Regions from separate parts of the Homo sapiens genome. Here region 2 is linked to region 1. A link is a loop called in an ENCODE intact Hi-C map of the cell type or tissue named here. Cell type or tissue: K562. All regions are shown on one strand. Links, peaks and the distances in the headings refer to the core of each region. The heading gives the core; the rest is flanking DNA. Region 1 holds the start of LOC105377874 (a long non-coding RNA gene). Region 2 overlaps ME1 (malic enzyme 1).

Region 1 (15,967 bases), core at 4,457-12,456:
GGAAGAAAAAGAAAGAAAGAAAGAGAAAGAAAGAAAGAAAGAGAAAGAAAGAAAGAAAGAAAGAAAGAAAGAGAAGGAAAGAAAGAAAGAAAGAAAGAAAGAAAGAAAGAAAGAAAGAAAGAAAGAAAGAAAGAAAAGAAAAGAAAGAACGGACGAATGAACTTGCATAAAGCAGGGACATAGATAGCACACAATAGTTCAGGGAGGATGCAGAAGCAACTTTTAGTAATTAAAATGTTAATGTGAATAAAGGATGGAATAAATATCCCTACTTATTTCTACCTAAGATGTTATGTGATAATATTTTACAATGTCCTGAGGGTCAATGTATGTTTGTGTATATGTCCATATAACACACACAGATACAGTACATTCTTCTTCCCACACATATACATACAAACATAATTATTTGCAGTTCAGTTTAAGTCAACTTTAATATGCCACTTTGTACCTTTTCTTTTCTTTTGGGGTGGGGGACAGAGTGTCACTCTGTCACCAAGGCTGGAGTGCAGTGGTGTGATCTTGGCTCGTTGCAATCTCCGCCTTCCAGTTCAAGCAATTTTTGTTCCTCAGCCTCCTGACTAGCTGGTAGTAGACACGATCTCACTTTGTTGCCCAGGCTGGTCCTGAACTCCTAGACTCAAGTAATCCTCCCACCTCAGCCACCCAGGTTCAAGCGATTCTCCTGCCTCAGCCTCCTGAGTAGCTGGGATTACAGGCATGTGCCACAATGCCTGGATAATTTTTATATTTTTAGTAGAGACAGGATTTTGCCATGTTGGCCAGGCTGGTCTCAAACTCCTGACCTCAAGTGATTCACCCACTTTGGCCTCCCAAAGTGCTGGGATTACAGGTGTAAGCCACCACGCCCGGACAGATTCCTTTGTTTAAATGTACGCTGTGATAAATAATTTTCCTTTATGATAGTTCTGTGATGGGCTAGTTCACTGTGGTTTACATGAGGGTACTTGGTAATGGATCACACACTCACTGTTATGCGAGAGGAGTAACTCCCTGAAAAGGATTTTAAAAATTTCCCCCAGTTTTGCAATTATCCCTGAGCCCAGTTGATTACTCAGGCTCATTTTATCAGGAGAATTCTTAGAAATACCGTCCATATCTCCTGAGCCTAAAAGCCATTCATGTGATGTGACTCCATTCCTCCTCCTACTCCATCCATGGTACCATCTGACCCAGATTCCACTGGAAAATTAGGTCTGTTAGGTCTACAACATACTGCATTCATTCATATCTCCAGGGTTGATTAAATCTGCTAGACTAGACATGACGGGTGTTCCTGTGGACCTCACCTCCTGGAGGGCCTATGTAATTCCCAGGAGATGTTGAGGAGTATGGTACTGAATTGGCATTTGTTGGGTTTGGCCAAGATCTGCCACCCTCCAGACCCATGTTCATTCTAGGCATTCCAGAGCCACCTAAAGCATTCACTGGGCATCTCATTGCACCTTCATCATTCTGTACTGACAACCAAGGATCAGACTGTGGCCCTCAGGGCACCATTCCTCTTGGAGAAATTGGCCCACCCATACTTAAATGTCCTTGTTGTCAAGTTGGATTCCACTGGGGAGTAATGGCTGACTTCCTAGGATACTTCCAAGTGCCTCTTTAGGTATCTTCAATGGGAACCTTGGACCTCCAGGGTACCAAGGTGATATAAAAAGATAATCATGGAAGTTTTTTGTTACACTTGAGTGTTCACATGTTTCCTTTGGCTCTGGAGCTGCCAAATAGAGATCCCAAAATACACAACACCAGGAATGTAAGAATCCTGGTGGTTCTCCCAATTTTTTCCCCCATCTTATCTCTGATAAAAATGTTCGGGATGATCTCTGAACTCCTACATGGAGCAGATATTCATATATGTAAAGTGCTAACTTCACCAAGGTGTGGCTGTCACATGGGTTAATGCTGCTGTTACTCTTGCCTTTGCTGTACATTCTTTGCTGAGAGTAACTCCCATTGTCATGCACTTGTTACCCCATCACAGCCTCCCTGGAAACAGCCCTGTCCCCATGGCAACCCATGTAGCCACCTTCACTATTGGCTGCCTCACACCAACGGCTTTTGCATTTGTTTATAGATTTGTTTCCTCATTGCTTATTATATATGTGATATTTTTAATTCTCCTATCTATGAATCAGTTGTAGCATGTTACTGCTTCCCTCATTAATTACAAAGCTATATAAAATCTTTGACGTGTTAATTTTATATATGTATAAAAGTTCTGATTGCATCCTACTTTAAAAATTATTCTTTTTTTCTTCTTTTTTTTGAGATGGAGTCTCGCTGTGTCATCCAGGCTAGAGTGCAGTGGTGTGATCTCGGCTCACTGGAAACTCCGCCTCCCGGGTTCAAGCAATTATCCTGCTTCAGCCTCCTGAGTAGCTAGGATTACAGGCGCCCACAACCGCGCCTGGCTAATTTTTCTATTTTTAGTAGAGACGGGGTTTCACCATCTTGGCCAAGCTGGCCTAGAACTCCTGACCTCGTGATCCACCCACCCAGGCCTCCCAAAGTGTTGGAATTACAGGCGTGAGCCACCATGCCTGGCCAAAAACTATTTTTTAAGACTAACACATTTCATCTAACATGATTTTGAGTAACTCTTTATTAATATACCTTTTTCATTTTTCCCTTTCTTTGACCACTTTATTTATTTTATTTATTTATTTTTGAGATGGAGTCTCACTCTGTCACCCAGGCTGGAATGTACTGGCGCGATCTGGGCTCACCGCAACTTCCACCTCCCGGGTTCAAGTGATTCTCCTGCCTGAGCCTCCTGAGTAGCTGGGATTACAGGTGCCCACCACAGTGACTGGCTAATTTTTGTATTTTTAGTAGAGATAAGGTTTGATCATGTTGGCCAGGCTGGTCTTGAACCCCTGACTTCAGGTGATCCCCCCGCCTCGGCCTTCCAAAGTGCTGGGATTACAGGTGTAAGCCATTGCGCCCAGGCTTATTTATTTATTTATTTATTTATTTAATTTATTTTTTGAGACAGAGTCTGGCTCTGTGGGCCTGGCTGGAGTGCAGCGGCATGATCTCGGCTCACTGCAACCTCTGCCTCCTGGATTTAAGCAATTCTCCTGCCTCAGCCTCCTGAGTAGCTGGGATTACAGGCACACGCCACCATGCCTGGCTAATTTTTATATTTTTAGTAGAGAAGGGGTTTCACCATGTTGGTCAGGCTGGTGTCGAACTCCTGACCTTAGGTGATCCACCTGCCTCAGCCTCCCAAAGTGCTGGGATTACAGACATGAACCACTGGGCCCGTCCTCTTTGAACAGTTTAATATAGACCTAAAACTGTATATAGTATGTATGGGATTATGAAGGTGGAAGTAAAGGATGATATTAAGAAGTTTTCTTGTAAAGATCTAGCACTCCTAGAATCTTTCCTACCTAATATGCAAACCAAGGATTACTGAAACAGAAGTTTTGAATCTGGAGGCTGTTCTGTAGTCCTTGGTTTCTATATGAAAATAAAGCCTTTACTTGAAAAATATATATTAAATGTAGAATGTATAAATATTTTATATTTTCTTTTCTTTTTTTCTTTTTTTTTTGAGATGGAGTCTCACTCTATCACCTAGGCTGGAGAGCAGTGGTACAATCTTGGCTCACTGCAACCTCCGCCTCCTGGGTTCAAGGGATTCTCCTCCCTCAGCCTCTTGAATACATGGGATTACAGGCACATGCCACCATGCCTGGCTAATTTTTGTATTTTTGGTAGAGATGGCATTTCACCATGTTGGCCAGGCTGGTCTGGAACTCCTTTTTTCTTTTTCTTTTTCTTTTTCTTTTTCTTTTTTTTTTTTTTGAGACAGAGTCTTGCTCTGTTGCCCAAGCTGGAGTGCAGTGGTGCAATCTCGACTCACTGCAACCTCCACCTCCTTGGTTCAAGTGATTCTCCTGCCTCAGCCTCCCTAGTAGCTGAGAGGCTACCATGTGCCATCATGCCTGGCTAATTTTCGTATTTTTAGTAGAGATGGATTTTCATCATGTTGACCACGCTGGTCTTGAACTTCTGACCTAAGGTGATCCTCCCGCCTCGGCCTCCCAAAGTGCTGGGATTACAGATGTGAGCCACCGTGCCTGGCCATATTTTAAATTTTCTATAACTAGTATTTTATATGTATAAATGTCTTTATACGTAAATATAAAAAGATAAATATATATGTATAGAACTAGCTATATACTTCTCTATTTATTTATATATATCCCATTAGAGTACAAGTCTTATTTATCATTGAAATACTTCCTCCACTATACCAGGACCCTCAGTGCTGAGGGTGGCTACATTCTGAGTAGAGAACATCTTTGATTTTTTAGTCTACAGTCGCAGCTGCTGCATTTTTCTTTGATGTCTTGTGACCCATTTGTCACTGCTAGTCCTCTGCTGTTCTGCCATTGACACTATATAAGGTTATGGAATCTTCTGGTCCAGCTCCTATTCAAGCCTTTACATACATCTTCCCTCAGAGGACTATCTGCTACTATCTGCTAGCAGTCTAGTTTCTCCCCACTACCTATGTTAAGCTCAGACAGTTCAATCAGATTCCCCATACCACAGCCCTAGTGCCCAGTTTGTCAGCAGCACTAACATTTCCACACTGAGTTTTCTCCTTGTAGAGGTGTGATGTCCAAGCAGGCTCATGTCTCTTTCCTGATGGAACCCATAATATCTGTCCTTGCCAGTTCCTGTCAATGTACCTCTCACCCCTGTCCCTAACACACAGGAATTATTCTGCCCCTATTGTTGAACATATAGTTATATTGCTTCTACAGACCTGAATTCTAAACCATAAAGATACAAATATCTATTTATGCTCATCCCTATTAGTCACTGTCTCTTTAGTAGCTGAAGCATAAAAAATTTCTTTAAAAATAAGAAGAACTCTAATATGAGAGGTCATTAGTCCCTTAGAGCTCTCGGCAGCATTTGAGTTTATCTTATAAGATGGAATGTCCTTTCGTCTCTTAATTATATCCATAAAACTAATGAAACTTTAATAAGAAATCTAGATTCCATTAATAGGTTTTGGACATCACAGACATATTTGCTTGTTTGTTTTTAAGTGGGGCAGAGAATAAACCCCAACCTCCAACATCTATGCCTGCTCTATCTGCACGACATTGACAAGAGCAGAGGCCAAACGTGAGCGGACAGATTCCAAGAGGAGGGTCCTCTCATGTAGAGCTACTCTCGTGTCTTACTGTTGGGTCTCATTATGCTACTTAAGAGCAACACAAAATAGTCTTACAGGTTACTAGAAAGCCAGAATAAATAAAAGGAAGGCTTATTAAAAAAACCATATTCCCAGGAAAACTCTGGGTTAATGCCTACTCAGAAAGGAAAGAAAGAGAGATGCCAAAACAGATTATGTATTACTTTAATTGAATCTCTGTATATGATTTGATTAAGGTTTTTTGCCATACTTAAGACAAGACAGTGTATTCATCATGACTTTACATCGTATTATGTTCTGGTTATGTAATTATAAAATAATTAAATTGCCTTCATAAAATTATATGAAAATTCAATGATTACATTTTAGAAATGGACCACTTAAGCCTGTTCAGTTTCTAACCCATAATAAACTTGGCACCCCTAGAGAGCACTGGAAGTGAGACATAAAGTAAGCATTACTTGGCATTCTTCCACAAAAATTCCTGCTGTGGAAGATTGCCCCCTTCAAATAACATCAAGTACTAAACTAGTATTTAATTTAAAACTCTTTAATCAACAAAGATCCCAACAACCGCTAAAACTTCACTGCATGCCAATTTTAACTACCAATTATGAAATCACTGCTAATGCAGTCAATAAAATAGGAGACTTTGAATTGGGGATGAGGGAAGGGTACTGAAACATAGAGATTAGGAGATCACTATCTCGTTTCTTAAAGAAAAATTCTGCAGTAATTTAGCTGAAATTAAGATCAGAGGTGTTGGCCGGGCGTGGTGGCTCACACCTGTAATCCCAACACTTTGCGAGGCTGAGGCAGGTGGATCACAAGGTCAGGAGTTCCAGACCAGCCTGACCAACATGGTGAAACTCCATCTCTACTAAACATACAAAAATTAGCCAGGTGTGGGGCGGGCACCTGTAATCCCAGCTACTCGGGAGGGTGAGGCAGGAGAATCGCTTGAACTCGGGAGGTGGTGATTGCAGAGAGCTGACATTGTGCCACTGAACTCCAGCTTGGGCAATAGAACAAGACTCTGTCTCAAAAAAAAAAAAAAAAAAAAAGAGGTGTGAGTTCTTTTTAACTAAAACTGCTTTAGGCAGGTACATCTCACTCAGTTACTCTTATTTTAATTAACATGGTGAAAGTATAGTGTCCTAAAATCTACCATCCTGAAAAATTAAGTTTATTTTTGTTTCTTTCTTTTTTTTTTTTTTTTGAGACCAAATCTTGCTCTGTCGCCCAGGCTGGAGTGCAGTGGCGCAATCTCAGCTCACTGCAACCTCCGCCTCCCGAGTTCAACTCTCAGGCCTCAGCCTCTGGAGTAGCTGGGACTATAGGTGCCTACCACCACATCTGGCTAACTTTTTGTATTTTTAGTAGAGACAGGGGTTTCACCATGTTGGCCAGGCTGCCCTCAAACTCCTTACCTCGAGTGATCCACCTGCCTTGGCCTCCCAAAGTGCTAGGATTACAGGCATGAGCCACCATGCCCAGCCTTTCCTATCTTTATGGTGAAAAGATCAAGACAAAAGAAACCCTTTCATAACTAAGCATCAGGCAACCATGAGAAGATCAATGTATTGAAGAGAAACTTCCAAGTGATGGGTGGTATTGGGAAATTAGAGATTTGGCCCTTGAATCAGTAGATATAGGATATCTCAGCAGGCATCAAGTGAGGTTTGAAAGTCATTCATTTAATTACCTCCTATCATTCAAAGCATTTTAGACTTGCCCAGCATGTTTTACATTTCAATTCACTTTCACATCTATTAGTTTAGCCGCAAGATCATGACAATGCACAACAGGAAGAGGTCCTGAGAAAGTCAAGTCCTCCGAGTAAATTTGGTAGGAATCTACCTCTATCACCAGCTGGGAAGTAGGCAATGATTGACACATGCAGATTTGATCAGTCTTTCAGTGCCTGTACAGGAGGAGACCCCCCTAGGGAAGGCAGAAGTACTTTGGAAACAGAGCAGCCGGTGAGTGGGATCAGAATGGAGACCTGATCTTAGAAGTATCTCACAGTCAAAGCAAAGCCAGTCTCAAGTTAGAGATCAGCCTTTAAAAGGACAAGCTGATTCTGGGAAACATGAATCACTTAAGTTAGACAGCAGTTTCTGATTTGGTGATGGTTTTTTAAATTTTTGTTTCTTTCCATATATATAGGGGTTGTTTATTCATTCTGAACTTTGCTAACAGTGGGCCAACTTCTAAAACTTGGTTATGGTTCTCATAGGTGTATATTTTTAATATGCATAATTGAAGACATCTTTGTTTTTTCATGTCCATATATTTAAAATTTGAGAAATATAAATTCAAGTGAGAAGAGTTGGAAGAGGGGAGCAATATTATGGTTTAGATGACATGATCATTTCCATTTTCTTAGCTTATTAACATATTTTCCTATACCTCGCAGAATCAAGGTTTTATTTTAGTGTGACAGACAGAACCGGGATAGCAAGAAAAAGTCCAAAGTTAAAATACCACTGCAGCAGTTCCTCTGGATACTGAAAGAGTTTTCATGTTTTTGGCTCTCCACAAAGCAGATTAAAGCTTAAAACTTTCAGTGAAAACAAAAGAGACCCCAGGATTGAATTATCCCCATAGAAGGTTAAACAAAAAAACCCAAAAGCCCAAAAACTAGAATTAAACCTGGAGATTCCAAAGCAGACCCCAGTAGAAGGATTTTGTTTTCTCTGTGCAATCAATAAATGATACAGAGCTTTTTTAGGTATCTGTCGCTAGATGGCACTATATAAACACCTTCATTTTCACTTTTCACATCTTCCCTTAGTAGTCAGAAAGGAGGCAAAATATCAGGTAAGGCAATCCTTTTAGTCTTCTTGAAATTGCTGCTGTTTATTAATTTAACTAAATCTTTAATTATAAACCTAAACACCTTGTAACAGATTTGCCAATACCTTAATCCTCTATCAGCAAGTACGGTTCCATTGACAGGAGATTGGCTCGAAGGCAGCTTTGGGTTTGTTATTTGACAGATAGGAAACTGAATAATAAGAAGGCAAGAAAATTGATAGTATGTGAAAGAGAAGACAGGAAAAAGAAATACATTTATGAGAAAATGTATAATCTTGAATTTTCTTTGGTTTCCATTAAACTGCCGGTGCCTCAGAAGATTGTCAGTTTAACGTTCTATCAGTAGTACCATAATTTATTCTTTTGTTATACCATGAGGATTGAAGACGAAAAGGCCCATGCTAGCAGGAGGCACAAGAAGAGATTATATATGCAAATAATTCTGTAGCTCTTGTACCAGGAGAGGGTTTGTCTTGTAATATTTCTTTGAAGACACACATAGAAATCTTTGATTGGTCTACAAAAAGCAAAATTGTGAGGCTAAAAAGAAGAGGGAGAAAGAGAAAGAATATTTGAAAAGAGTATGCAAAGCTATGATAAAAAGTCGGAAGATGGATGACAACTGCAGCATCTTTTTTTTTTTTTTTGAGAGCTAAGAATAGTGGGGATGAGGGGGTGGGTAAGGCATGCAAAGCAATTTGGAGAAGCAAGGGTAAGTGTGTTCAAGCCTGGGGAATTGAGGACATCTGGTCATATCCAGACAAAATGTTTAATCTGTGTAACTGGCAGTGGGCAGGGGTAACCCAGCTAGCCTGCCTTCCAAGTCAGGTCGGCTGCTCCTCGACTCTGCTTCTCAGGAGTGGTGGGCTGTGTTCCATGGATCTGAGGTGCCATGTGCTGCTTTCTGCCCCCAGGAAAGAAGCAGACACCGAGGGAGAATTTTAAAGACTTCAAAGAGCCCGAGTGGACTACCACATCCCTGTAGCTGGCAGTCCTATAGCTGGCGGTCCTACTTGTCCAGTAAGGTTAGGGAGGAATGGAGAGGCGGAGGAGTTGGAATATGTGGGTAGGGGTGGGGTTGGGAATGAGTGAAGTGGAAGAGGGCTGGCTAAATGAGCTCTCCTCTTCCAGCACACATTCAGTAAACTTTCTCCCTTCCTCTGTATTTCAGCTTCCAAACATTGGCTCCTCTCTGAAAAGGTCACCCTGCTTTTCAGACAGAATTTGTGACTCTCGGCAGCTGGGAATACTTTGGAACTGAAGAGAACCTATTAGGAGAGAGAAAAAACAGAGTCATGATTAAGCAAAAAAAAAATGGAGAAAAGATTCACCTCTAAATTTTATTTAATGACAACAAAAACACACAACATTTCTCTTTGATTCATAACGTTAATAAATTCTACTTATCGTTTGCAATAATTCCAAGGTGTTCTAAAGACATCTTTATATTAGAAAAGAGTTCCATATTAGTTTGAATTACTTCAGGAAAGAAATGCCCTATTCCACCACTACAAGTTATGGGGAAATCTATAGCAGAACATTTTGTACTCTCACTAATGAAGAAAGAACCCAGTAAGGATTGCTGTATTTTGGAGATTAGGGAATTGTGTTCACACTCACAATAAAATGTTAAGCTACTACGTCAGAGAAGGCTTGGTTCATTTATTTTGACACCAGTATTTGAAATAATTTAGTTTCCTTGGTAAATGATCTGTAGACTCTTCCAAGTGTTGTTAGCTAAAATATTATTAATGTGAATTCATTCAACACACTTCATAATTTTGCTGAGAAATGAGACGTGAAAACTGCATGTTATGGTCCCAAGAGGTGAAGGAGGGGAGCAGAGAGAGAAGCAAGGATGAACAGTGTGAGTGAATTTATGGGAGTTTAGAATGAGAGACTGGGAGGCACCAGCAATAGAAAAACGAGATCATGAAATTTGAATTTTGCTATTGTAGGAGTGGAAAGATGTGATACCTTTCCTCGCTCATCATAAAGGTCACAGCCGACACTTAATACTCCTAACAAAAAGGCAGGTTAACAAAAGAAAAGCATAACATATTTTTAAAATCAAAGTTTTACATGACACAAGAGTCTTCAGAAGTGAAGACCCAAAGACCAAGGGAAAACTGCTTAGGTTCTATAAAGAATGAACAGCTGTACAGATAGGTAACTGGACAAAGGGGTATAACCCAATGGTAACAGATGAAGGTGGAAAGCTCAGCAAGGCCTGTCCAGCTTCATCTTGGCCTCACTGTGTAGTGAAACTTCCTCCCTGCCAACGGGGCAGGACCCCTTCTGAAATGAGGATCTTCAAGGAAGAAGGAGAAGAGAGACAGTAACCTTTCTAGGTGTTATGGCTTGCTTTGAGGGAGAAGGGTTCTAGTTTTTATGACTTACCTTGAAGAAGAAGAATTCTGGTTTCTATGACTCACTTCAGGGGAGAGACAAGGACAAGAGAAAGGAGGGTAGGAGACAGTCAGAGAGAGGCTTTTCTTCTGAGGCTACTTCTGAAGCCTTGCAATCTCCTTTAGTTTTATGTACTCAGCATGCCAAAGCACCATACTTTGGGGTATTGTGTTCTGAGCCCCAACACTATCAATTATCATTCAGTTTCAGCTTGAAAAATGAACTCTGTGGTGAATAAGCACACTGGAGTAGTCCCTGAAGTGTCTACATTCTGCTCAACTAAACTGTTAGCACTGTGAAGAAGGCTTTTGGAAAACAAAATTTTGATATATTGACTCTAATTAAAAAAATATATAGCCACAGTCCAACTAACTCCAAATGAGCACATTATTGCAGAGTCCCTGGGAAATATTTTGTGGAAGTAAAATTTTGAGGGAGAGGCCTGGTGCGGTAGCTCACGCCTGTAATCCTAGCACTTTGGGAGGCTGAGGCAGGTGGATCGTGAGGTCAGGCATTCGAGACCAGCCTGGCCAACATAGTGAAGCCCTGTCTCTACTAAAAATACAAAAAATTAGCTGGGTGTGGGTGTGGGCACCTGTAATCCCAGCTACTTGGGAGGTTGAGGCAGGAGAATCACTTGAATCTGGGAGGTGGAGGTTGTAGTGAGCCGAGATTGCGCCACTGCACTCCAGCCTGGGCGACAGTGCAAGACTCCGTCTCAAAAAAAAAAAAAAAAAAAAAAAAAAAAATTCAGGGAGAAAAAGTCAAGAAAGCTTGGAATGAGTCACTCTATCCCACAATTTCAACAATTCTCTCCAGAGCCCGAGGTGCCAGGTGTGTTTTTGGCTTTGCTTCTGTGCAGGAGCTCTTGCTTCTCCATCTGAGCACCTTCTTTCTCATCCTTTCTGTAATTCTCCTTTGTTCACCTACATTGTTATTCCATGAAGTCATCCCTGGATCCTCTAAGGCACCCCTGCTTCCAGGCCAGAATAATAACATCCTCTGACTCCCACTGTCCTTTATCTGAATTGCTTTCAGTTTGTTCTATAACTTACTTTATAATAATTTGTATATATAGCTTAATCTTCATTGAAATATAAGCTCCTCGCAGGCAGTGACTTTGTCAGAATTATCTTTTCAGGTAACAGACACCCAAATATATTTAAATCACTTAATCTTCATACAGCTCTAGGAGTAATGTTCCACGTGAACTGTGGGCACATTACTAGGATTTTCCCCATCACCCAATGTAATCTAGTTCACATGTGCTAAAAGCATTCACTTGATGAATGTTTCCAATGTCTTTATCCATCAGTATTTTATTAAATTTAAGCTGGGAATCATTTCTAACATGATTATACTCTTGCCCCCATGCCAGGCTGCATTAGGAGAGCCTGCTCTGTGATGACCTGAGCTGTGATGACCAATTGTCCCAGTTTGTGCAGAACTAAGGAGTTTTCCAGGATGTGGGATTTTCAGTGCTAAATTGGAGACAGTACCAGGTAAACTGGGTTGGTTGGTCACCCTAACACTGCTCCCCAGCCCCCTGAATATTCTAATATTCTTCTGTTAGAGCTCTCATAAATGCAGAGTAATCTTTGATTTTCTTGTTTGTGTCTCTCACTAGACTAAATTTCTTATCTCTCTGTATCTCTAGCATCTAGCACAGTGCCTAGTACTTAACTGGTACTCTATAAATGGTTGTGGAGTGGATAAAGAATGAAAGAATATATGCATGAAGAAGAAGTAGAAAGGCTGCAGTGAGCCATAACTGGGCCAGTACACTCCACACTCCAGCCTGGGTGACAAGATGAGGCCCTGTCTCAAAAAAAAAAAAAAGAGAAAAAAGCAACAACAATTTTTCCTCTTTATTTCCCCACAAGGACAAGAAATGTATCCTTTCTGTGTCTCAATCCTATTGTAGAGGGTTTTCAGAAAAATAGGGCAATGTGAAGAAAGCAGAGTTTCAAACTAAAGCCCAGAGGTTCATGGAAAACCTTGGCATCCTCTTCATAAGGAAGAGGCCCAAGAGACATACCATGAGCAGCCTGCTCCCTCCTCTCTTGTGCAGCTCAAATGTTTTCTCTTTTAAGAAGTCTTCTTTCACCCTCCTCCCACTCTGGACAGAGTCAGTTGCTGCCCACTCTGGGCTTCTATAGCATCTGTCTTCTCTGCTACTCTGAGGGCATCGTGAACCATCTGTACCTTATTCATTTTTGGATCACCAGAAGCTGGCATTATATCTGGTCTATAGTAGGTGCTTGTTAAATGAATAAAAGAAAATGTTGAAAGCACAGGGAAATTTATTCACAAGTGTTCCATAAGACAGAGGTAGAAATGAGAGGAGCTTCACTGAACTGAGTTGGGGAAAAAATAAAACGAGAGGCCAGGCACCTGTGACTCACATCTGTAATCCCAGCACTCTGGGAGGCAGAGGCCAGTGGATTGCTTGAACTCAGGAATTCGAGACCAGCCTGGGCAACATTGTGAAATCCCTTCTCTACCAAAAATACTAAAAATGAGCCAAGCATGGTGGCACGTGCACCTGTGGCCTCAGCTACTGGGGAGGTGAGGTAGGAGAATCTCTTGATCCCGGGACATGGAAGTTGCAGTGGGCCGAGATCAGCCACTGCACTCCAGCCTGAATGGATGGAGTGAAACCCTGTCTCAAAAAAACAAAACAAAACAAAAAAGAAAGATAAGAAATGAAAGGGGCTAAATTTAAGAAGATATTCATCACAGCAACTTAGATTGAGTAAGTGGTTTGCATTCTTTATTTCATTTAATTCTAACAACAAACCTCTAAACGTTTAGGTTTTCCCTATTTTATAAAGGAGAACATTAAAGGTCAGAGAGCTTCAATAATTGTCACAGGTCACATATTCATAAGTGGCACAGACCAAGCTAGTTTCATATTCCATTTCATTTGATTTGGTTTAAGGAGTTTTGGAAAGCTGCTCCAAGCATACATTAGAGATAGAGAAGGGATGGGCAGGAAATACTGAGGAGAATATTACTAACATTATTTTAAAAGAGGGGTGGAACGACCCACTCCCAAAATGCCCTTTGGAATATAATAAGAACACATGACTTCCTCAAAGCTCTCACTTCCTCAAGTACTATAGATTTTGAGATTTGGAGGAGGACAAGTTAATGTGCAGGGCTTGTAATTTTATATTTATGAGTAAGATGTGACTGAATATGATTATGTGATCTTTAGGGGAAAAAAAATCCAGTCTTACATCCCATCTGAAACTCAAAACCCTAGAGGAATTCCACTTATGAAAAGGAGAATCCTTAAAAGAAAGGAAAGTTTGAAAAGGATCCTAGGGCTGAAAGTCATAAATTTTAACAGAAAGTGTGTGTGTGTGTGTGTGTGTATGTGTGTGTGTGTAGGCAGGGAGGTGTTCAAGATTAGATTTAGTTATATTATATTAGATGTGCAAAAAAAAAAAAAAACTTCAAAACCTTCTTTACTTCCTATACCTGCAGTGGTGTTAGAGGAAAGTAACGAAACAAAAGAGACTTATATTTTAAAATTTTGCTAAAATACATGTAACACCTTAACCATCTTTAAGTGTATACAGTTCAATGATAGAACAACAAAGACTTTAACTTGCCAATTAAAGTAACTTCTGGATGAAACAATTGTGTTCTGATAAATATTTCATCAATTCCAGGGTCATCACTTGTATTAGTCCATTTTCACACTGCTGTGAAGATACTACCTGAGACTGGGCAATTTATGAACAAAAGAGGTTTAATTGACTCACAGTTCCATATGGCTGGGGAGGCCTTAGGAAACTCACAATCATGGCAGAAGGTGAAGGAGAAGCAAAACCTTCTTCACAAGGTGGCAGGAGAGAGAGAGGGAGAATGAGTGCAGTGGAAACTGCCACTTTGAAACCATTAGATCTTGTGAGGACTCCTTCACTATCAGGAGAACAAAATGGGGAAACCGCCCCCATGATTCAATTGCCTCCCACCAGGTCCCTCCCTCCACACTTGGGGATTACAATTCGAGATGGGATTTGGGTGGGGACACAGAGCCAAACCATATAAGCTCCATACTAGGGATGTTCCTCCCCTCTTTGTTTATCTACTCAAGATAGCATTTGTAGGGGAAAGTTCTCTCAGCAGTGCAGGCACTGAGCATTCATAAATGACTTTCTATTGGTCTTTGTGACCTGGTGGATAGTCAGAAGGGGTCTCTAGACTAGTATCCACTGAAGTGTAACTGGAAAGTCCATTTTGCCTCTCTGGCTGTTTCTACCAGCATCCTTCCTCAATGCTCCACCCTAAGACTTGCACATCCAACTTCTGACCATATTTTTCTGGAAGGGGAGAGACTTTGTTTTCTTTCTCTCTGGAAAATACTTCCTTGATATCATATCCTTCTTTTTCCTGGTAGCACTAAGCACAATGACTCAGCCTTAATTGTGGATGAGCTATCTTCTCCACATGTTGAAAGAAACTGATTTGCACTTGCCAGGTATGGCTCTTGATAAGGGAGCATTGTCATAACTTAAAAAGAGGAATTACTGTGGACCAAACAAAATATTGCTCTTATCACATATATAAATAAAACTTTGAAATTGACAACCTTAGATCAATGAATGTAAAACATCCTTACTAGATTTTATCTAAATTCAATCTTTTTGTTTTTATATTATTATACTTTAAGTTCTGGGACACATGTGCAGAATGTGCCATTTTGTTACATAGTTATACAAGTGCCATAGTGGTTGGCTGCACCCATCAACACATCACCTACTGTCCTTCCAGTAGCCCCCTACCCCCAAACAGGCCCCGGTGTGTAATGTTCCCCTTCCTGTGTCCATGTGTTCTCATTGTTCAACTCCCATTTATGAGTGAGAACATGTGGTGTTTGGTTTTCTGTTCTTGTGTTAGTTTGCTGAGAATGATGGTTTCCAGCTTCATCCATGTCCCTGCAAAGGACATGAACTCATCATTTCTTATGGCTGCATAGTATTCCATGGTGTATATGTGCCACATTTTCTTTATCCAGCCTATCATTGATGGACATTTGGGTTGGTTCCAAGTCTTTGCTATTGTGAATAGTGCTGCAATAAGCATACGTGTGCATGTGTCTTTATAGTAGAATGATTTATAATGCTTTGGGTATATACCCAGTAATGGGATTGGTGGGTCAAATGGTATTTCTAGTTCTAGATCCTTGAGGAATCGCCACACTGTCTTCAACAATGGTTGAACTAATTTACACTCCCATGAACAGTGTAAAAGCGTTCCTATTTCTCCACAGCCTCTCCAGCATCTGTTGTTTCCTGGCTTTTTTTTTTTTTTTTTGAGATGGAGTCTCGCTCTGTCACCTAGGCTGGAGTGCAGTGGCATGATCTCGGCTCACTGCAAGCTCTACCTCCCAGGTTCATGCCATTCTTCTGCCTCAGCCTCCCAAGTAGCTGGGACTACAGGCACGCCCGCCACCACACCAGGCTAATTTTTGTATTTTTAGTAGAGACGTGGTTTCACCGTGTTAGCCAGGATGGT
Region 2 (15,967 bases), core at 2,878-10,877, 940 kb after region 1:
GATTTCATGACAAAGACACCAAAAGCAACCGCAACAAAAGCAGAAATTGACAAACAAGATCTAATTAAATTTAGCTTCTGCACAGCAAAAGAAGCTATCAGCAGAGTAAAAGTAAACAGACAACCTACAGAATGGGAGAAAATATTTGCAAGCTATGCATCTGACAAAGGTCTAATATCCAGCATCTATATGGAACTTAAACAAATTTACAAGAAAAAAACAACCCTATCAAAAAGCGAGCAAAGGACATGATCTGACCCTTTTCAAAAGAAGACATACATGCGGCCAACACACATATGAAAAAAGGCTCAATATTACTGATCATTAGAAAAATGCAAATCAAAAACCATAATGAGATACAATTTCATTGTGACACCAGTGAGAATGACTTCATGACATTCTGGCTATTATTAAAAAGTCAAAAAAATAACAGATGTTGGCAAGGTTGTGGAGAAAAGGGAACACTTACACACTGTTGGTGAGAGTGCAAATTACTTCAACTATTGTAGAAAGCAGTATGGAGATTCCTCAAAGAGCTAAAAGTAGAACTACCATTCAACCCAGTAATCCTATTACTGGGTATATACTCAGAGGAATATAAATCAATCTGCCATACAGACATACATACACAAATGTTCACTGCAACACTATTCACAATACCAAAGACATGGAATCAACCTAAATGCCCATTAATGCCAGATCAGATAAAGAGAAGGTGGTAATATGAACTCCATAGAATACTATGCAGCCATAAAAAAAGAATGAGATCATGTCTTTTGTGGGAACATGGATGGAGCTGGAGGCTATTTTCCTTAGCAAACTAGCACAGGAACAGAAAACCAAATACCACATGTCCTTGCTTATAAGTGGGAACTAAATGATACGAACTCATGAACACAAAGAAGGGAACAACAGACACTGGGGTCTACTTGACAGTGGAGGGCGGGAGGAGGGAGAGAAGCAGAAAAAATAACTATTGGGTACTAGGCTTAATACCTGGGTGATGAAATAATCCATACAACAAACCCCCCATGACACAAGTTTACCTATATAATGAACCTTTGCATGTAACTCCAAACCTAAAATAAAAGTTAAAAAAATGTAGGTAATTTCTAATGACCTGCCTTTGAGGTCATTAATCTTTTCCTCTATGACCTCTAGTTGGCTGTTAAACCATCTGTCTGATGAATTCTTAATTTCAGATATTTTATTTTTTATATTTAGAATGTACATTTAATTCTTTAGATATTCTATTTTTGTGATAAAGTTATCTTTTTCCATTTTTCTTTTTGTCTAATTTTATTAACATTAATGTTATTATATTCTCTTCCCTGACATCTCCTTCTCACTATATAATTTATTTGTTCCATGTGTGCTCCAGTAGCATTTTACATTTCTTTGGTTAATAGCAAAGTGAGCGTTCTATAAAAAATTGTTAAATAATTTTCTTGTTCTGGGGCTGTGCTCCCTTCCTAATATGCATGGCTGGCTTATGAAGAGAGGCTGGCACAAATTAGTTTTTTATCTACTTTATTGAGGCATTATTTACCAAAATATTTTTGAGTAAACATTTCCCTCAGACTTCTACTTCACTTCTCTCATGGAGATGCAGTTTTACAGCTATTGGTATATAACTGTCTCTTCTAAACCTGCACTGTCCAATACAGTGTCACTCGCCAGATGTGGCTACTGAGACCTGTGGCTAGTCTGAACTGAATTAAAATGTAAGTGTAAAATATGTGCTGGATTTCGAAGAAAATATGAACAAAATAAACTATCTTAATAATTTTATGATGATTACATGTTGCAGTGGTAATATTTTGGATATATTGGTTTAAACAAAATATATTATTACCATGAATTCCACCTGTGTCTTTTTTTTATGATGCTACTACAAAATTTAAAATTACACATGGGACAGTGCTGTTCTAGACTGTAGCCTATGGAAAGGAGAACAAACTATAAAGAAAGATGAATATGGATGTAAAGCTTACTTTCTTCAGTTATTCTGTGGACTTGGCAAGTTACTTAAAATATCAACTTCATAAGGAAAGTGAGGGGACTACATTAAAATAATGTATGTGGGATACTTGACACCTAGTAAGTAACTATCTAATGCTTATTTCATTATCTTTCCCTGAGGACAAGGAAGTGGCTCACACATCACAGTGTCCAGAATATGTGATTACATATATATATTTTTTTTTTTCTGAGACAGAGTCTTACTCCATCCCCCAGGCTGGAGTGCAGTGGCATGATCTTGGTTCACTGCAACGTCCAGTGCAAGCGATTCTCGTGCCTCAGCCTCCCAAGTAGCTGGGATTACAGGCATGAGCCACCAAGCCCAGCTAATTTTTATAGTTTTTAGTAGAGATAGGGTTTCACCAGGTTGGCCAGGCTAGTCTTGAACTCCTGACCTCAGGTGATCTGCCTGTCTCAGCCTCCCAAAGTGCCAGGATTACAGGCGTGAGCCACTGTGCCCAGCCACATATGTTTTAAATGAATGATGTTTATACTGAAATTAGCAGTTATTAGAATATTTTAGAAATTCGTCACACATAATCATATGACCCCAAGACCAAGCATTACAATGTAACATTTTAAGAAAAAGGACAATTATTTTATATTTTTATTCATTCACCTTTTCTATGCTTTAATAAATCTTTTGCATAGGTAAACACATTTAGTCAGAGCTATAAGACAACATAGAAACAGACAAGAAATACACAGACATTCTGATTCTTCTCCAAATAACTATTTTGAGGAAACTCTTGACTATATGTTACCTTTAGAAATACCTTAACCTCTTCTGCTCATACCTAAAACAATTTGTGTAACCTTCAACTTTCAATAAAATCATTTTATAGTATAATTTATCTTGAATATCTTATACTCCTTAAAGCATTACTTCAAAAACAAAATTCTTCAAATAATTCTATAAATAAGTAGCAAATGTTATTGCACCTTAGCTTTATAATTTAAAATTTTTTCCATTACTTCAAACATTAGTTTCTAAAGTAAATTAATACAGTCTGGGCATATAACTACTCTTTCTCATAGAATGGTATTAGTCATCAAGATATTTTAATCTTATGTAAGGACATTTCTGATACTGGGAACTTAATTATAATACTTTCTCCAAATTCAGGCAAAAGCAAGATGATTATAACACAGTTAGCTCTTCATTACCTGAGTTAATTAAGAGGCCATTCTGGCAGGTAACTCCAGTAGGAACCTAACTTGTTGTCTTAAAGATCCTGAGATCTTTAAGAGGTCAGTTCCTCAGGCAGCCCTTTCTCAAGGATCTTAACTATATACTCTCCTTTCAGACCTTCTCACTGCTCAGGCTGTGCTGAACTGAAGGTGCCAACCTCGGGACAGGGGCCACAGTCCACAAAATCCCTGTAGCAACAGTATGGTAGCTGAAGGATGGGATGTTTGATCAAGGGGGAAAAAAGGTGATTTCAGGTGGGATTTCTGACTCAGGATCAAGGTAATAAGAGCTTTACTCTATGAGATGTAACAATGACAAAAGAATATTAAAATCTAAGGCTGCACAAGGCGCTGTAAACAGCAGTGATCTTTCTCTTAGAACTGTTAGAATTCCGTTGCACAAAAGAACATATATGATCTAGGACTGGAATAAAAATACTTGAGAAGTTATCTTTCTCTAGGCAACAAAGTAGTGTTATTTCTGCTTAGCAAAAGTTCACCTACGCCTAGATTCATTTCTAGCTTTTTTTTTTTGAAAAGTAGATTTTAACAAAATGGTCAACAAAATAATTATGAGTTTTAATGTTGGTTATGTCAATTTATTAGTAATTTTGGTCTTCCCATTAGTGTCCTGTATAAAAATGATGAGTTTCTCCGTAGTACGTACAACAGCTTTTAAAGAGAACGTAGGCAGAATAATTCAGACAGAAACCATAAATAACCAGAAGGCAAAGTGAAGCAAAATTGTCTCATGTGATGTTTATCCCAATTTATATCGATATTCTTCTATCAATTTTTAGACTGTTAAAGTAAAATCTTAATCTAAGTGTCTTATGAATCATTATAAAAGATTCCAACCTTTAAAAATTATGAAAGGTTTAAAGACCTCATTAATAGAGTTAGAAATGTTTGCTATTATCCTACTGGTCAACTTTGGTCTGTATTTTCTGCACCTCTTCAGGCCAAGAATAACAATCAGGTAGAATCTGGTCATAATCAGTACTATACATCTGGGAGCGGACAAATGCTTCTTTGTTTTGCGGTTCAGGATAAACTGTGGCTGTCTTTTCTTGGTATGCATCTTTCACAATCTAGATATAAGAAAAGAATATTAATTATTTTAATAAATAGAGGTAATCATGAGCCCATGTGAGTGGAAGTTTTTATCCATTTCAAAAACACTGTATCCTATGTTTGCAAAAACATTAAGTGTATTATAATAAAAGCACATATAAGCAATGAAGATATAAAATGAAAATGCAATTATAAATCATATAGTGAGAGAGAAAAATGACATCAGCAACTAAGGAAAGTGTGACCAGGTGAGACTGATTCAAGTACTATCACATCTGGATTTCTCAGAGAAGCCAGTGTTCAAAGTCTTGACATGACCTGACTGACAATTAACTTGAAATAAATACCTAAATAGTCCTGCTAAACTTGAACCTTGAATTTTCAAGAATCCCTATTCTCACCACAGCCTCCTACAAAATCTCTTCCTGTACCCCAGGGTCTCCTGATCTTGCTCAGCTAATCATCTAGACACCACAGTCAGGATGAGCACTCTTTGCCAGCGTCACAGATTCTCTGGTCATCACGCCCTGTGTTTCATGCATAATTCTAGTCCCTCGTCTGGGGACCCCTCAGAGCTGGCTTTCTCCTTTTGTGGCTGTGCATCCTAGAACGATGCAGTAAACTTTCTGTGGTGCTATATTTTTTTTCTAGTCTGCACATTATACTTTTTTCTCTCTTTACTTAAAACTTCCTCTTGTGGTTCCCAAAAAGCAATTCCAAACCTTCCCCCATCTTCAAGCTTCCATTTGACTCTCATCACTCACTGGAGAATCACATCATCATATCACATCATGGGAGAAAATTTCAACTACTCAGAGAAAATGACCTTAATTTCCCTTTTGACCAACTCAGACTATCTCCTCAGTGTCTTCATACATCTTCTCTTTCCCTACTTTCTTTAAATGGATTCTCTTCATCAAAATTAATCACTTCATATATACTATTTAATTCACACCAGTTTTTTTTTTTTTTTGAGATGGAGTCTTACTCTGTCACCCAGGTTGGAGTGCAGTGGCACGATCTCAGCTCACTGCAACCTCTGCCTCCTGGGTTCAAGCGATTCTCTGGCTGGCACAGTGGCTCATGCCTGTAATCCCAGCACTTTGGGAGGCCGAGGCAGGTGGATCACCTGAGGTCAGGAGTTCAAGACCAGCCTGACCAACATGGAGAAACCCCATCTCTACTAAAAATACAAAATTAGCCGGGTGTGGTGGTGCATGCCTGTAACCCTAGCTACTCGGGAGGCTGAGGCAAGAGAATCACTTGAACCCGGGAGGCAGAGGTTGCAGTGAGCCGAGATCACACCATTGTACTCTAGCCTGGGCAACAAGAGCAAAACTCCATCTCAAAAACGAAACAAAACAAAACAAAAAACAACAACAACAAAAAAACAAGCGATTCTCCTGCCTCAGCCTCCCAAGGGTTAACAGGCTCCTGCCACCACACCCGGCTAATTTCTGTACTTTTTTAGAAGAGAAGGGGTTTCGCCATGTTGGCCAGTCTGGTCTCAAACTCCTGACCTGAGGTGATCCACCTGCCTTGGCCTCCCGAAGTGCTGGGATTACAGGTGTGAGCCACCGTGCCCAGCCGAATTCACATCAGTTCTTAAAACAATATTTATATGACTGACTTATTTTGATAAGTCTGATTTCAAAGAATATCAGAATGATTATCTCATCTCAATGTAAAACTATGCATTTATGAACAATTAAGGTTATGAATACTGTGCTGTATTATGAAATGTCTATGAAAAAGCAGGAAACAATATGTATATTTCATAATTATAATAATGTTAGAAAATAAACAAACGAAAGACTCAAAACAAACACAGGAAAAAAAATAATACTTATATTAGAAAAATAGGATATTGGTTATTTTCCTTTTCTCTATTTGTTTTCCAAAGTGCCCATAATATGGTAGTATTACTTTTTAAACAGATTTATTGAGATATAATTCACACAAAATTCAAGCATTTTAAGTGTACAACTAAATTATTTTTGTAAATTTACTGAGCTGTGCAACAATATTACCACATTCAGTTTTAGAATATTTCCATCACCCCAAAAAGATCCCTCATGCCTACTTAAGATGGCTATGTTAATTTTATAATAAAACACATTGTTTCATTACTGACATAGACTATGTGGAAATTCATCTCCTCTTTCTGCTCCCAGTTATACCATAGAAATAATCCCTTCTCCCAATGAAATCTTCACTCTCTCTGTCCTGTCAATGCCAAACTCTCTGACAGAGTGGCTTATATTTTATTGCTTTCCTAATTCTCTGCCTTCTGAACCTCCTGTACATCTTGAAATTTCTTTTGTAAAAGTCTCTGATAACTTGTTAAGTACCAAATAAAAGTCTGCATCTGTTTTTCTCTCCAGGATTTGGCTGTGTTGGTCACAATTTCCACTCCCATTCTGAAATTGTCTCTTTCCTAATTATTGACATGCTGCTCAGTTTGGAGTCTCTTAAAATCCTGACCACTTCTCTTCTTAACTGGCATCTTTCTTCTGTCTTCTAGACAGAATAATAAACTATATTCTATTCTCATTTTTATTTCCTTTCTATACTTGCTTTCTTGGCAACCTCACCCACTCCTAGATATTCACCAGTTACCACATGCAGAAGATGCCCAGGTCTTTTATCTAGCCTCTCTTTAAGTTTCAGTCATTTCTATCTACTTGATAAAATGGTACATTTGAATGTGCCATTGATACCTCAAACTTGCAGTCCACTTACATGATCTCCCTCTCTGAAGTTGGTTCTTTGTTCTAGTTTCTCAATTTCTGTGTATGCACTCTGTATTCTTCCATTATTCTAGGTGTGATATCTGAATCTTTTGGCACTCCCCTGCTGTCCCCTGCTTTTTTTCCCCTCTAATCATAAGCTAACTCTTTTTCATTTAAATCTCCAAAATGAACTTAAAATGATAATATGCTATTCAGTATATTAATAGTTTAAACTACTTAAAAACTAGCAGATACATATTAGTAGAATATATGAACATACTTTTTCATAGATAACCAAGCAGATTATTATGTAAAGGTTTTTAGAGAATTACTTCTTTTTTTAAGAGACTGCCTTCAGTCAACGAGATAAATAATGATATGTGACTCTTAAATGGTGTTGTTTAGATAACTTGCTAATAGCTTAAGCTAGTGATTTTCAATCTGGAGCAATTTGGCCCCCAAGGGGATACTTGACAATGTCTGGAAACAGCTTTGGTTGATACAACTGAGCAGATGCTACTGACATCTAGTGGGCAGAGGCCAGGAATGCTGCTGAAGATTGTACAATGCCTGGGACAGCCGCATGATGGTTATTGACCCAAAATGTCCACAACGCTGAAGTAGAGAAACCCCAATTTAAACATATAACTACTGTCATGGCTAAACTGTGTTCCTCCCACCCCAAATTCAGTGTTGAAGCCCTAACCACTAGTACCTCAGAATGTGAGTGTATTTAGAAATAGGCCTTTAAGGAGATAATTAAGTTAAAATGAGACGGTTAGAATGGTCTATAATCCAATTTGATAGGTGTCCTTAAGAGAAGAGGAAATTTGGACACACAAGCGTGTACACACACAGAGAAAAGGCCATATGGGGACACAGAAAGAGGGCAGCCATCTGCCAGCCAAGGAGAGAGGCCTCAGAGGAAACCAAACCTGCAAACATCTTTATCTTAGACTTCTAGCTCCCAGAATTATGGGAAAATAGTTTTCTGTTGTTTAAGCCACACAGTCTGTGGCTTGAATATTTAAAAACAGTTACTACATAACCGTGGTATGTAGTTATCCCAGCCCAAGAAAACTAATACAATTACACTGCAAAAAAAGTCCACTTATCTTCCAGTTTAGTTACAGAAAATTTCTCTGCCTTTGGGTTCTTCTTGGCTAACTCCTTCAGTAGCTCATCTGCCACCCAAACAGCTTTCAAGTTCTTTGACCTCTTTATTTTGCCTTCCGCCCAGTATTATCAGTTGTGATCTGTCATTTATGATGCCACACATCATAGTGACATGGATATGGAAGGTGGTTCAAGGTCTAAATGTTACTCTAACATATCTGTAATATTTTGGTTAATTATCACTAATGTGATATAGAAAAGAACAACTTTAAAAAGGTGAAATGGGAGAAATCTGGCTGACAGGAAGCCCTAATGAATTATTTAAATTTTAGGAGAAAAAAAGAACGATAGAGAGGGAAATTAATTATTCGGCCCAATACTTCCATTCTTCTCTGAGAAGCAAATGTAGCTCCTAAGCTCTACAGTGTCAGTGTGCCTCATTTCTCTGACTTCTGACATAGTAAGTTGATACAGATATACATTTCAAGGAAGCAGATTTTTAATATTTAAAAATGCATATTTAGCAAGAAAAGGAAGGAAAAATAATGAAGCTTGAACAAGAGTGGTTTTACCTTTTCTGCAATTTTCAGAGAAACATCTCTAATGGTATTCAAAGGAGGATAAAGCCGACCCTCTTCCAAGTGTTTATCTGACACTTGCTGAGCTATAACCTTATGAAAAAAAGAAAGAAAAAAAGTGTTTATACTTCACACGATACAATGTGGTGGGTACGCCAATAACTAAGTGAACGGTTACATATAATGGTCTATACAAAAACCAGTGACATTAATATGATTACCTAATTTCATCCCCACTTCTATCAACAAAGAAATAAGCCCAGAGTGGTGTGGTGGTGGTTGAGATCACATAATTGGTGAAAAAGATGGGAATAGAATCTAGGTTTCCTTTTAGTCCACTTCCTTTTCTATTGTACCATGAAATGCTAGATACTTTCCAATTGATACATTAGGGGAACAAGGGAAAAGAAAAGAAAGAAAGAGGAAGATGATAGAGTAATGAAAATGGATCCTGAAAGCAGAGGAGGACAGCTATCCAAGGCTAAGCATGCCATTACTCCCAGCTCTGAGTCATATTCTTGTGCAGGAGGTAGAGCAAAAGGCTGAGAAAGCTAGTTCAGAGTCTCACTACAAATAGGATTTTAATTTTACACAGACTCTGGATTATCTAAATCACCTAATTAGCCTCAACATTTACTGTCCCCAAACCATTCCCTAGTTCCAAATCAAACAGTGTTAAATTTTGTATTGAACCCTAAGGCAGAGAGGGAGACTCAGTAACCCTGATGTTCTCTCCAGCTCTAAGACTTTGATTAAATTTCTAGATGGGGGCAAATCTAAATCAGCTTATACCTAGGCCTTTGTTCCATGAAAATGTGGATGCAGAGAGGGAGTAGGAAACCTTCCTCTTTTGTAACATTTTAAATAATCAAATACTTATTTTTCAGTATATCTTAATATCTTTTAGATTTTTAAATCATGAAATTATTTCCAAAATATTATTCTTTGCCATCAGCAAACATATATGCACTGAACAAGCATAACACTACGGAGAAGCTTAAGAAAAGTGTTATTGTCCTTGAGAGATGTATAATTTAGTAAGGTAACAGAGTACGGGAAGAAAAAGAGAACGCTGAAAGAGAAGACGGCTTAGGCTAATGGTGAAATGTGGGTGCTAAGAAATCCAGAGGAAGAGCAGTTCTGGAAGGCCTTATAGTGCACAGTGGCTTGAAAGGCAAACCTACAGGAAAGCCTGGAGTTAGACAAACAGAAAGTAGGTAGGCATTTCAGACAAAAAACAGAGTCAGACCAAAGGCAGAGTTGTGTGTGAGCTGGACTCAGCAGGCCCAAGTGTCCTGACCTGGGGGAGCAGAGGGTCTGGGTACAGAAATAAGGACTGGAGCATTATCAATGTCAAAAAAGGAGTTTGGAGTTAAATCCCGTCGGTGACTAAGGACTTCTGACCAGGGACATTTAGGCAGAGGTAAGATGGAAAGGAGAAGGAGGTAAAGTTACTAGTATAACTATTTGTTTGATTAGTATTGCTCTACATATTATACAAAATATTATAACATATAATTGTAGGGTGTTGACCATAATTTTATAATAAACTCATCATTTAACTCATTAATTTCTTGCCTTTGTAACAGGATGTTTGCCCTAGAATTGGTCATCAGGGTCCCAAACTTCAGGACAAAGATACGTTAACTATTCCACACTATCAGGAAGTCACCAAACAAGTGGGGCTTGCCATCTACCTCAGAAAGTAGAATCAGCCCTGCCAACCCCACAAACCACAGCCACCCCCTTCCAGAAGGCTGAGCTAGTGAGAGGCAGGGAAATTTGCTGGAACCATGGTTTGGCCTACTGGGTAATGTAGTGGCTTTTTCCTCCCCTCTTCTTGGTGCATGCTACTCCTTCTTAAAGGCTTATGGTGTCCTCAAGGAAAGACTGGGGGGCATTCTTTTCCCCTCCTCAGCGTGAGCAGTTATAGGTATGTGTACTTAAGCAGAGAAGAGAATGGGAAAGGGAGAGCCAGACAGACAGGGTGGCTGTAAGCTGTATACATTCCCATCAGTGGATCTGGTATGGGTACATGAGTTTCCAAGGTCAAGCGGCCATAGCAGAGGAGGCCTCTGCATCCCTGGGGACCTGAAGAAGTGTAAGGAAGCTAGGCTGAAGCCAGACATCCTACATCAGAGGGCCAGATTTGGACCCTGCCAGAGAGAATTAGTGGAGTTAATAATCGAGTTAATAAAAGAGATGTTTGCCCTTTTCCATGCCCTTCCTTCTTTTCTCCAACGTATTTGAAGAAGTAGTCTTTAACAAAAAGAGGGAGGAGGTTTCTCAGAGTCGAGCCAAACATTTCCCCCCAAATTCCTCAAAGTGCTAGCTTCAGAGAAAGAGTAAAAGAACAGATGGGTTTTCTCTAACTGCTACTGCAGGCCTCTCCTACTGCAGGGAGAGGACATGACATTTGAATTGGATATAACATTTTGAACTGCACAGATGTTTAATTGTTGTTCACTGATGTATTCTCAGCACTCAGAATAATGCCTAGCATATGTTAGGTATTTAATTAAAAGAATATTAAAAGAATGAGTGAACTGAAAGTTATGGGCTCTTACCGAAATGGCACTAAGAGAAACAAGAGGGAGAGCTGGTGGAGAATGATTTAAAACAATGACTGGGGCAAAATAAAACCATTTTATGTTAATTGCTCCACTGAATTGAAACTTTTAAAAAACTTTATTAATTCTTGTTGTTCTGCAAAGGAGATGTGGCAGATTTAAATAATAATTTCTTAGATGTTAAAGCAAAAACTTTTCTGGGTGTCAGGTATTGGTATTTAATTGGATAGAACAAAATGAATAGCACAATGTTAAAAAGATGTCAGAGCATGGTGGTTGAAGGCTCAGGCTCTGGTGTGAGGTAGACCTATGTTTGAATTCTAATTCCATCAATTACTGTCTGTTTTGTATTTGGGCAAATTAATTAACCTTTTTAGACCTCAGTTTTCTCATCAGTAATACAGGACTAATAATACTTCCTAATTCATAAGGATTGAATGAAATAAATGCCAGCAAACAATTTACCACAGACAGTGTCTGTCAGAAAAGTATTCAATTAAACTTAGCTATTTTGTTTTATGTATGTATGTATGTATGTATGTGAAACAGGGTCTCACTCAGATTGCCTACGCTGGAGTGTAGGCAATCTCCCTTAGCTTGGGTGATTCTGCCGCCTCAGACTCCCGAGTAGCTGAGACAACAGCTGTGTGCCATCATGCCCAACTAATTTTTTTTTTTTTTTTTTTGTATTTTTAGCAGAGATAGGGTTTCACCATGTTGGCCAGGCTGGTCTCAAACTCCTGAGCTCAAGCGATCCACCTACCTCAGCTTTCCAAAGTGTTGGGATTACAGACGTGAGCCACTGCATCTGGCCAGCTATTTTGTTTTAAAAAAGAACCAATAGGCAGCCCACATGGCCAAATGGAAGCAAAATAGCTTCTGGTGTCAGATCTGGCTCTACAGTGTATAGATTGTTAGCTATTTGATTTGGGGGCAAGTTCTATAACGAATCAACTTCAAGTTTTTTCAACTATTTATATGACATAATATGTGTATTCCACCTATAAACACCAGGACACTGCTGGCATTCAATTTCATTGTTTCTTCTCTAGGATGTCACACAAATGTCATTTTAAAGAGATTGGAGACAGTCACAGGATAGCTGAGTAAAGAAGAATCATTCTGAATCCTTACTCTCCATGTGTGACTGTCCATGATGATTATCTAAAGGGTCCTCTGAGCAGATATCAGAAAGGAGTGGAGCAAGGCAGATGAGAAGACACCAGCCTGTGATTCAGGAGAAGTGGTGTGAAGATAGGAGGCTGAGATTTGTCTCCCAGGTGTGAACAGGATGTGAGGAGTCTATTCCCAGGATACACTACAGACCACACAGGGCCAGGAGGGCTGATCACCAGAGGTCCAGAAGACTGTCTATAGTGCCAGGAAAGCCAAAAATCTCTTCATGATATAAAAATGTCCAGAAATATTCTTTGAGATTGGTGCTAACCCATGACATTTCTAGTTCCATAAGAGATTCAACTAGTATTTTGACAATAATCCTAACAGTTATTAAATTTGTGGTTGCAAAACAAAATATTCAGAAATATCTCCTATATGTTACTTTTGTTAACTACAAAATATAATCTAGACAAGAAGTACTTTTCTTCTTTTTGGGGCCATCTGGTAGTGAACGTTTGTGGTATTGTATTTATTCCTCTTGCTAAGATACATGACTCATTCTATTTAATCCTATTCAAAAAGTATTTACTAATTTTCTGCTTTGTGCCTAGCATGGTGCTAGATACTACTGAAGTTTTAAAAGAAGTATATGGAAGACTCTCTGTCTTTAAAAAAGATAATCTACAGGCCAGGCGCGGTGGCTCATGCCTATAATCCCAGCACTTTGGGAGGCCGAGTCAGGCTGATCACAAGGTCAAGAGATCGAGACCAGTCTGGCCAACATGGTGAAACCCCGTCTCTACTAAAAATACAAAAATTAGCTGGGCGTATTGGCATTGTGCCTGTAATCCCAGATACTTGGGAGGCTGAGGCAGGAGTATTGCTTGAACCAGGGAGTTGGAGGTTGCAGTGGGCCAAGATCACACCACTACACTCCAGCTTGGCAACAGAGCGAGACTCCGTCTCAAAAAAAAAAGATAATCTACAATTTAGTTATAAAGGCAACACCTAATCTTTTACAATAGGAAGCTCTCAGGAGTGTATCATAACCAGAAATAAAATTAAATGTCAAAGTGTGTAATAAAGACAGTCATGGCTACGGAGAAAGATCAAGATGAGCTAGACTTGTCACAAAAAGATTCCAGGATGTGGTGGTATTTAAGCAGTACCCTAAAGGAGAAGCTTAGATCATTGGAGAATAATTCTCAGGTCTTTCCAGACAGGATAAGAGATAAAGCAGTTACACAGGCATACATATGCATGGTGTGTTTGAAGGCTATGGGATGAGGGAGAATGAAAAGAATGTCAAGCTTCTAAGCTTTGCTGCCTGCTTGGAAAGGGGGTATCACTAATAAAAATGTGAATGCTGACAGTGAGGAAAGATAAGGAAGGCTTTCATAATGTTGTGTTTAAGGACACAGTAGGGCATGTCTGTGGAATTACCCAACAGGCAACTGGAGATATGGAAAAAGATGAGAATAGAGATACACAGATTTGGCCACTACTAGAATGAAGATAATAGAAATGAATGAATGAATGAGATCTTTGAAAGCATAAGAAAAAGAGAAGAAAAAACTGGTAACAAAAAATGAATGCTAGAAAAAAAACTCTTACTTAAAAGGGAGATGAAAAGGAGACAAGGAAAATAATGAGTGGGACATAATTTAGATGATATAAAAAACAGGAATATTGTGTTGAAGCCTAAGAGAAAACCAGTAGAAAGGCCAAGAGATGCAGCCAGAGAGATCACTAGCTATGATAAGAATTAGTGATGTGGTATGTTGACAACACCACATTTTTTTTTTCCTTCAAAGTGTTTTTTGGTAGTGATTATTACTTTTCTTGGAGAGTAAACTGAAAATATTTTTCACGGAATTTGTCACTAGAGGGTGCTAGAGTTATTTAAGAAAGAAAACACTGACTACTGCAGGTAACCAAAACTCTGATGTGCCTATTCTAAAAGACAATGATTACATTTTCCTTAATGCAAAAGCTACTTTTACATGCTCTCTTAGTAATTAGACATCCATTTATGTTTAACAAGATTTTCTGAGTTAAAGAAAACCTGTGACATCAGCTGGCATGCTTTTTAATGCAGTGAAGAAAACGACAGGAGAACATTATTGCTTCCAAGCATCTGTTCTCATAGAATGACACCGGGTGCTAGCCACCAAGATTATGCTCCTTTAGATCACATCAGTAACATAAGAATCTTTGTCTACATTCTTGGGGTTCCTCTTCACAATGGAAAAAATATTTGCAGGATAAAAATATTTGAATATCAATCAAGTTCTTTGGATCAGTTCAGCTGCAAAGGTTTAATCGTAAGAAAAGAAATTCACTCAAGTTTCTCATCCATAAATGGTTACCTGTTCAAATCTGAAACATGATATCAACCTGATGAACATCAACCTGATGATTATCAAAAAGCTCATGATTTTATAAATATATGCCCAATCACCGTATCATCCTGCTGAGGCTTGGGAGGAGGAGGGAAACTGATAGGAACATGCAGCTCATGATATCTCTTGTGCCAGGAATTATCAAAGTCCTTTGTCTCTGACCTAAGAGTTTCATGTCTTCTGTCAATATCTATGAAATTGTGGCTAACTTGTTAGCTTGCAAGTAGAGTAAAATCTCAGATCTTTCACAGTTTCATGACAGTACAAGATTCCCCAGTGGGCCTGCTTTGTGATGTTCTGAGAATCTTTCCTCAAGGCCCAGACAGAGCTCACTTCTCCTATTCTTTTAATGATTTTATAAACAACTAATTTCCTATTTTGATCTAATTTCTGCTTAAATACTAGGGTGGTTTCTGTCTCCTGTACTGAACCCTGAATAATAAACATGTCCACTATACCATATCAGACTTTCACTTTAAACCTTCAAAATGCCATTCATTATTAAGCACTGTTCTCAACAGGGAAATATTTACCACTTAATCATCATTTGGAAACAATTTTGTTTTTGCTTTTTTTTAGGTAACAATCTAGCTCTGTAGCCCAGGATGCAGTGCAGTAGTGCAATCGCAGCTCACTGCAACCTCTGCCTCCTGGATTCAAGCAATTCTCCTGCCTCAGCCTCTTGAGTCAGGGGGGATCACAGGCACACACCACCATGCCCGGCTAATGTTTGTATTTTTAGTAGAGATGAAGTTTCACCATGTTGGCCAAGCTGGCCTCGAACTCCTGGGCTCAAGTGATCTGCCTGCCTCAGCCTCCCAAAGTGCTGGGATTAGGGGCATGAGCCACCACACCCAGCCCTGGAAACAATATTTTTAATTGTCCCATCACTGTCACAGAACTTGATCTGATGTGTGAAGACACAAAAATGTTCCTCTTAAGAAATCAAAAACACAATTTTTCTAATGACTACTGAAGAAGAACCTTTCGTTTGTGAGTCAGTATGAACATGCTACCCACCCCTTATACTCCACTGGGAAGTTCTTCAGACTTTACTTCTTTCAGAGAGTAAGCTGAGATGCTAGATAAATAAAACATTAGACAACCTAGGCTGAGCACACTTGGTATTTTAAACCCTTGGTAAACTTAGAGGATTTTACAAT

What was found. Peaks named below come from ENCODE experiments on the same cell type or tissue, not always from the same donor. Only the 100,000 strongest peaks of a DNase experiment are listed, where the experiment ranks them.
Region 2: it touches region 1 in a loop (4-fold over the local background); 11 of 110 quality-filtered maps call a loop at or near these places.

What each region holds. Positions count from the first base shown.
Region 1 is chr6:82,263,017-82,278,983 of GRCh38, forward strand. It overlaps LOC105377874 (a long non-coding RNA gene), which reads left to right and starts at 8,422. Exons shown (of 3, transcript XR_942737.3): 1 at 8,422-8,741; 2 at 8,944-9,054; 3 at 9,201-9,674. It also overlaps the pseudogene LOC100132659. RefSeq lists silencers at 1,896-2,190, 14,783-14,983. In K562, for the core only: a CTCF peak has its summit at 7,948 (motif pointing right); a DNase peak (open chromatin) is centred at 7,945; H3K27me3 peaks cover 516 bases.
Region 2 is chr6:83,207,791-83,223,757 of GRCh38, forward strand. It overlaps ME1 (malic enzyme 1), which reads right to left. Exons shown (of 14, transcript NM_002395.6): 13 at 8,708-8,806; 14 at 2,612-4,304. The coding sequence ends at 4,134. Among named protein-coding and RNA genes, the nearest start is that of RWDD2A, 22 kb to the left of the region's middle. In K562, for the core only: a CTCF peak has its summit at 7,545 (motif pointing left); a DNase peak (open chromatin) is centred at 7,561.